2 separate regions of the Homo sapiens genome follow, and region 1 is linked to region 2. The links are chromatin contacts, found by Hi-C or POLR2A ChIA-PET in ENCODE. All regions are on one chromosome and are shown on one strand. The core of a region is the stretch at or near the end of the contact, and the rest is flanking DNA. Distances in the headings are between cores, read along the strand shown.

What was found. A loop is a pair of places that touch in the nucleus more often than their neighbours do. ChIA-PET counts read pairs that join two places held with the same protein, here RNA polymerase II (POLR2A). Pooled maps may share reads with other maps.
Region 1: a map with no recorded cell type shows a loop between it and region 2 (5-fold over the local background). The contact joins two enhancer-like sites. A Hi-C loop is called at or near these places in 1 of 37 single-sample maps with no recorded cell type and 8 of 50 pooled maps. POLR2A ChIA-PET finds 5 or more read pairs at or near these places in 1 of 52 experiments (H1).

The regions. Positions count from the first base shown.
Region 1 is chr5:149,561,742-149,565,652 of GRCh38, forward strand. It overlaps a transcript of ARHGEF37 not described here. Among named protein-coding and RNA genes, the nearest start is that of CSNK1A1, 12 kb to the left of the region's middle. Within about 2 kb of position 2,315, at least 6 of the 41 ENCODE cell types and tissues checked have a DNase peak (open chromatin) inside an H3K27ac peak, as active enhancers do.
Region 2 is chr5:149,036,604-149,040,211 of GRCh38, forward strand. SH3TC2 (SH3 domain and tetratricopeptide repeats 2) reads right to left here. Exons shown (of 17, transcript NM_024577.4): 8 at 1,692-1,887. Among named protein-coding and RNA genes, the nearest start is that of MIR584, 24 kb to the right of the region's middle. Within about 2 kb of position 1,333, at least 3 of the 41 ENCODE cell types and tissues checked have a DNase peak (open chromatin) inside an H3K27ac peak, as active enhancers do.

The sequences.
Region 1 (3,911 bases), core at 1,065-3,564, 530 kb after region 2:
TAAATTTTCTATTTTAATCACAACAACCATTAATTCCTGGAAATGTGCTGTCATATGTGGCATTTTGGAATATTTGTGTTAGCTATTTTTATTTGGAAGAATTTTATAGTATTTTGGAGTTTCTGCAATTTCTATGTCCCTTTCTTTTCTCAGCCCCTGTTCTCTTCCTCTGCATTGTTCATTAGCAAGGGCATGAAACTGTGCTCCTCGTGACTCATTATTACTCACTATAGTAATCTAACTCTTCTTTGTGAGACTAAATTTGGAAGATGCTTGAGTTGCCATTCCTGAGGAGAGCTGGTCCTAAGAACACATCCTGTTAACTCTTAACTCTCCATGCTGATGCCAGGAAGCACTGATACTTATCACAGAAAATGAACTAACTGCTCCATTTCAGCCTGGCTAAGCCCAACACCACTGCAAAAAGACTTTCTGCAGTGAACAGAGCCAGGGCGCTGAGTAGGGAAAAAAAGAACTTTGGGCAAAAAAAGAACTTTGGGTTTTAGGGCCCTAATCCACAAAGCATAAAAAGTCAGTTTGTATTTATATGGCACTGTATAGTTCATAGAGTATTTTGTGATTCACTGACTTGTGTTTTTCCTGGCCAGTATAAGAGCTAGGTAACTGCAGCTATTGTATCCATCGTAGGTGTGAGGAAGCCAGAGCTTACCCAAGAACACCAGCTTTTATTTTTATTATTTTTATTTATTTATTTATTTATTTTTGAGACGGAGTCTCGCTCTGTCGCCCAGGCTGGAGTGCAGTGGCGCGATCTCGGCTCACTGCAAGCTCCCGGGTTCACGCTATCCTCCTGCCTCAACCTCCCGAGTAGCTGAGACTACAGGGCCCACCCGGCTACCACACCCGGCTAACTTTTTGTATTTTTAGTAGAGACAGGGTTTCACCGTGTTAGCCAGGATGGTCTTGATCTCCTGACCTCGTGATCCGCCCGCCTCGGCCTCCCAAAGCGCTGGGATTACAGGCGTGAGCCACCGCGCCCGGCCAAGAACACCAGCTTTTTGAGAAGGATTCCTTACATTCCACACCACTGTTCTATGATGTATGTCTGTTTACTTTTACAGGGAACATGTCCTGTCCAGAGCTTTCTGCCTGTTCTAGATCTGAATGGGGAGTAAAGTAGCAGAGATTACCTAAGTAGGCTTACATTTGACTTAAATCATCCCCCTCCCCCCTTGGCTCATTTACATAGTTCATCTGCAGCTCAATAAATCTCAATTCTGCCGCTTGGTGTTCCATCAGGGTCTGACTTCCAGTTGTGCCTGAATTCCCACAGTTTTGAGAGTCAGCACCCATCTTCATCGTGTCTGAATCTCAAACCCAGCAGTTCCTGGTGTGCTGTCCAGTTCCTTGATCCAGCTGTCTGATCCCGGTTACTCACCTCTGTCTTCCTGTCCCCACCAGCCATCCTTCCTAGACAATGCTGCTTATTCCTGCTTCATCAGTGTTCATTTCTTCTGCCTCTTCCCTGTCAGATTCTAAAGCCAATTGACCTATTTAAACCTTAGCTACCCACCAGCCTTTCTACACCCTTCTTGCTTCCTGTCAGACTCCGAACCTGATCTGAGCTCCTAAATCTTGCTTCCTTGTGTGTGTTCTGTAGGCCAGGCAAATGATAGACTTAAGACTCTTTCTACTTACCTTCTAGCCCCCTCTAACCTATATGCAAGCCATGTTTTGATGATTTGTGGCTTAGGATTTCAAGTTCTGTCATTCTTCTTAGCCTGTATTTTTTTGTGTCCTACACTGTATCATTGATTGCCATAGCTTCTGCCCTAGTTGATATAGGATATGTGAGAGCACTTTGTTTAGGCCATAAACCTCTTAGAAATATACTCTGCTGCTGTTATTATTAGGCAATTCAAGCCAAAGGTGACTTTCTCTAACCTTCCTGGGGGAGGGAGACAAGCTTTCAGCTGAAATAGAAACTTTACAATTATTGTCCAAAGCCAAAAATAAGAAAGTGTAACAACTATGACACGACCACTTCTGGTATCTTCGTGTAGAAGATTCCTTTTGACAAGGTCATCACTGTAGACTTTCAGATGTGTCATAGGAAACAGATAAAAATTTCTAGATTATTCTAAAGGTTTTAGAACCTTTCTTCTAATCAACGTGAAGATATTGAGTTTGAGTTTTCATCTACACTGATTGATTTTCCCACGCATAGGTAATAATTAGTTTAAATTTTTTTTTTTTTTTTTTTTTTTTTTGAGACAGAGTCACTCTGTCGGCCAGCCTGGAGTGCAGTGGCGCGATCTTGGCTCACTGCAGCCTTCGCCTCCTGGATTCAAGCAATTCTTATGCCTCAGCCTCCTGAGTTGCTGAAATTGTAAACATGCACCAACACGCCTGGCTAATTTTTATATTTTTAGTAGAGATGGACAGGGTTTCGCTGTGTTGACCAGGCTGGTCTTGAACTCCTGTCCTCAAGCAATCCATCTGCCTCAGCCTCCCAAAGTGCTTTAATATTTATACAGTGCTTTATACAATATTAGTCTTACGTATGTTATCTTATATCATAAAAAAATTTCATTGGGAAAATAATTTCATTGTTTTAAATTTTAGATAGGGCAACTTAAGCCCAGATATCTTACTTAACTTGCCCAGGTGCACTAAATGACTCAAGGTTGCATCTTGTACTTGAACTCAAATTTTTCTTACTCCAAAGAACCTGCTTTTTCATTTCTCCCGTTTATGCATCTCAGGACTACAAAACACCCTGGGAAGGAAACTGCTCATCTCTTTCAAGATTAAGGGAAGATATAAAAACAGACATCCTCGGCCGGGCGCGGTGGCTCCCGCCTGTAATTCCAGCACTTTGGGAGGCCAAGGCAGGTGGATCACCTGAGGCCAGGAGTTCGAGGCCAGCCTGACCAACATGGAGAAACCCCGTCTCTACTAAAAATACAAAGTTAGCTGGGCGTGGTGGTGCATGCCTGTAATCCCAGCTACTCAAGAGGCTGAAGCAGGAGAATCGCCTGAACCCAGGAGGCGGAGGTTGCCGTGAACCGAGATCGCGCCATTGCACTCCAGCCTGGGCAACAAGAGTGAAACTCTCTCAAAAAAACAAAACAACTCCCAGACATCCTCTTAGTAGATCCCATGGTATGGCACAGCAAGGTATGTTAATGAACCCATGGCACATCGTGATCTTAATGATTATACAATGCTGCCATCTTGAGGATATGATCAGTAATTGTTATTCTAGCCAGCCTTCTGTGGCCTAGCATCAGGCACAGCCAGAAAGCTGAATCTGGACAGTCAGATGTTAAATACCCAGCAAGGAGCTACAGTCAAGGAGGCCAAAATAACATTTGAGGAGCCAGGCAAGTGTTAGGAGATTGAGCAAACCTGTGGTGCTTTCAGAACAAGGTAAATGAAAAGGACCAAATTAGGGCACATCAATTCATGTATGCAGGATAAGAAAAACGGGGCCTTTTATTTACTCCCAAAGCACCCTGTTCTTCCTTCTAGTATAGTGCCATCTCACTGTATTATAATTGCTATAAACTGGTTTCTCCCAGTGGACCGATGAGCCATGACAGCAGAGAATAAGTCCTGTTATAGTTATATCTGCATTGTGTCCTCAGCATTAGCACACTGGGTAATAAGTATTTAGTAAATATTTTGTGGCTTAATGAGTGACAGGCATAGGCAGCAGGGGACAAAGTCAAAATAATGGCAGAGCCAGTTTTCCAGATTTCCAGATCAGTGCTACTATCTACTATACAACATATATTTATGAATGGGCAAAAGCATACTGGCTACCAAGAGACACTGAAATATACCTAGCCTTTTAGGTGGCCACCAGCAATGATAGCCATGAGGCATGTCTCTAAGGCTGTAAGCACTGGGCTTATTTATTGAATACCACTTTGGACCAGTCACTG
Region 2 (3,608 bases), core at 83-2,582:
TGTCAGGATTCTAAAGTTCCAGAGGGAAGGCCTTGGGTTCAGCTCCTTCATCCCTGGGGTCCTCTGTTCCCCCTGTGGTAACATGAAGGGGTGGTTCAGAGCAATGTTCTCACCTTGGTTGCCCACCAGCCCCACCTGGGGAGCTTTTATCAATATAATTGCCCAGCCTCCATCCAGACCAGTTACACAACAGCCTCTGGAGGCAGAACACAGGTGTCCATATTTGTAAAGCTCCTGGAATCTTTGACTTCCTGTCCATTGGTCCTCAGCAGTGGCCTTCCTCTCCATTCTCACCCTTTTCTAAGTGCCACCGTGGGCTTCTCGCTGGTCTCCTGCCTCCAGATTCCCCCTGATGATGCATGCCTCCCCCAAAGCCAGGTTTCATTTCCTAGAGAAAAGGTCCAGTCATATAATATGTCACCCTTGCTCAGAGACATGCAGTAGCTCCCCATTCTCTGCCAGGTTAAGGAAAGGGCCCTCACACAGGCATTCCCAGGTTTCCAGAGCATGGACCCACCTTTGCTGCACCAGTGACCTTCTGGTAACTTCCTCCAAACTACATGAGTCGTTCTTCAAGCACTGACTCACTTTCCTACCTATGACCTCTTTTCCCATCAACATCTGTTGAAATATTTTACATTGTGCAAAGCTTAATTCACATGTCCCCTTCTTCATGAAGTTCTCTTGATATCCTTTTCTTCCTTACAAGTCCCGATAGTTCTCCATACCTCTCCAGGAGCTCAGTGAGTGGTCTTCCTTGTTTATAGTTATTTGGACTCCCACATTTCTACATAGAAAAAAAATAACCTTCTGTCTCCTCCTCTCCCCACGAAGGGCAGGGCTTACAGGGAGCTTCTGCCCCTTGGTCTGCTCTCTTCATTGGCTATTTCCCACAAGAGAAAGAATTTAAGTCTCTGTTCAGATCGTTAGACATTTCTGGGGCCACATTTTCCCAGTGTAGGGCGCTATGTTGTGTCAGTGTTAGGAGCCAACTCTCCCTTTCCTCGTGTACTTCCTGCGCCCAGGCTTTCTACTGTTTCCTATCCCCACATAGGAAGCCCACTCCAAAAAGATGGAGCAATACCCGATATCTCTGTCCTTCCATGACAGGGTGGGTGGAGCAGGCTGATCACCTTCTCCTGATTGGCCAGGCAGATGGGTCTGCTCCTCAGAACCAGCCTTTCTGGATTCAAGGCAGAAAAGAGTAAGAGAAACACTCTGCCCTCCTAGCCAATGCTGAAGTCACACATTGGCATTCAGCTTGAAAGCTGAATGAGTGAAGATCTACATGGGACCCACCTCCCAGCCCTATGTGGGATCAGCATGCTGCTAATCTATTTCTCCCCGTGTGTGCCCTTCCTCTGAAGGGGCCCTGTGGTTAGACAGTGTGGGTAGCAGGATCCAAGTACCAAAACCACACCCTCAGTGCCTAACAGCATGCCCTTTGTCTTGGAGTTTTGCTTCCCTCCTTGCACAGAGGAAGTCCTCAGTGACCACCTGTTAAAATAAACTGAACTGACGCATTCTCTCCTTTCTATCACTCTCTGTATCAACCTTGGTGTCAGCATGTGCTTTTCTGGCTCCATGTCACCAGGGCACCCTCGAAGCTCAACTGCAAATCTGCTCAAAGAGGGGAGGGAACCCTGGGAAAGGGAGCCCAGCTCCAGGACATGCTCACTGTCAATACTCACATTGGGGAATAAGAATCAGGATCTATGTTCCTGGTGGGGACAAAGCCCACTTGTCCTGAACTTGTCGACTTTCCAATGAACCACTGAAGCCCAGGTATGACAAAGCCGATGATCTCAATGCTTTCTCCCTGGTAGAAATTCAGTTCATCCTTTTCTCCTGGCTCATAACCCGTCAAGGCCTTACAGCGTCCTCTGCCTGTGGAAAATAGCACACAGATCAGCTACAGAAGACATGAACAGCTGAGCCTCCCATCACCTTCCAATGCAATAGAAAATGAGGGGTTCCCAGACTTTAGAATGTCAAGGACCAGTAACATTTCACTCCCCTCCCCACCCAAAAATTGGCAGGAATGACACAGGACAATTTGCTTTTCATTTTGCCAAACTAGGACATATTTTTAAAAGAACTACAATCCACTTTCACCAAAGAAAAAATGTTTTAACAAACACAAAAAAAGATTCTCAGATAGCGGATATGCCTTAAAAATGAATAAACATAGCTTATGGGAAACTGGAAAGCTCACTGTATTGTCCTGGTTTGTCTGATTTTGCCACTGTAATGTAAATGCTTTGTCATGGTTGGCACAAATCCACAGACCAGTGTGTGAGAACCACTCGACCAGAGAAGCTCTCCATGTCCTTCCAGCTCCTTTGGCCTCTATGACCCTCAGTCTCCCCAACTGGAAAATGGGGATAATAGGAATACCTGCTGCTTATAAATATTAAAGAGAATCAAAGAGATACAGTGCACAATGCCTGGTACCTGGTCAACCCTCAATAAACATTAGCCTTATTACCACTGGTGGAATAGAAAGCTGCTAATGACTTAGAAGGATCTAAAAGACTCCCTTTCAGACTATGGTACTCAATCTGATAAATTGCCTACCTAGGATCTAGCAATGACCTTTTGATGAATGTTTTTCTGTCCAGTTTACAAAGTACAATTTGCACTCACTTTCTCAGGTCTTCTCAAGAGCTTCAAAGGGCACGGAAACTATCAGAATCCCCTTTTCCCAGGTTACGGAGGGAGAGAGAGGGTATGAGATTTGTCTAAGGATCTTATGCATGGCAAAACTGAGTCTAGAGCTTAAGTCTTCAGGCTGCTGGTTAGCCTCTCCATTAATCCTGGTGGAGATAAAGGCTTTTATGTGCCTCAGTTTCCATATTTGCTTTAGCTTCTCTGCTAAAGCTACTAGCCTATTTTTTCTGACATTTTTGGTCAAGTTTCTAGATTGTGTTTTCAAGATCAGAAATTCTCACTATTTTGTGGGTCGATGGGATCTACCATGTGTTAAATATCTACATTGTAAGAGAAACTGTGCAAAGTGATTTATGGATGTCATTTTGTTTGGTTCTCATAACAACATTTAAGTTGGTTTTATTGTATCATTTTACTAATGAGGAAGTTGCAACATAGGGCAGGTGGATTGGCCAAGATCACACTGGTTTTAAGTCAAGGAGCCAGAATTTGAACCAGAATAGACTTCAAAGCCTTGCGTTCTAACTACAAGGCTGTACTGCTTTAGGAAGCTAAAAATCTTGTTTGTCATCAGTAATTTATTAGATCTGATGTCTGGGTTCCATAATCCTATTTCTTTTTTTGTGTTATTTGGGCTCAGCACTTATAAAATTGTACTTTGTGGTAGGAGTGTGTGGGAGGGAGGTGAAGGGGAGTTCTAAAGATGAAGATGAACAGAAGGTATTTCTAGATGTCTAAAAAGTGTTGGACTTCATTATCCAGTAGATATGGATCTACAGTACTTACAGATATGTGTGTATACACACATACAGATTACTTAAATTGTGTGTGTGTGTGTATATAATTCATTTATTCAACAAATTTTTACTGAGTACCCTTATGTGCCAGGCATTTCTACTCTTCCTAAATTCAAAGTTAATTTTACAAAACTCTAAGGG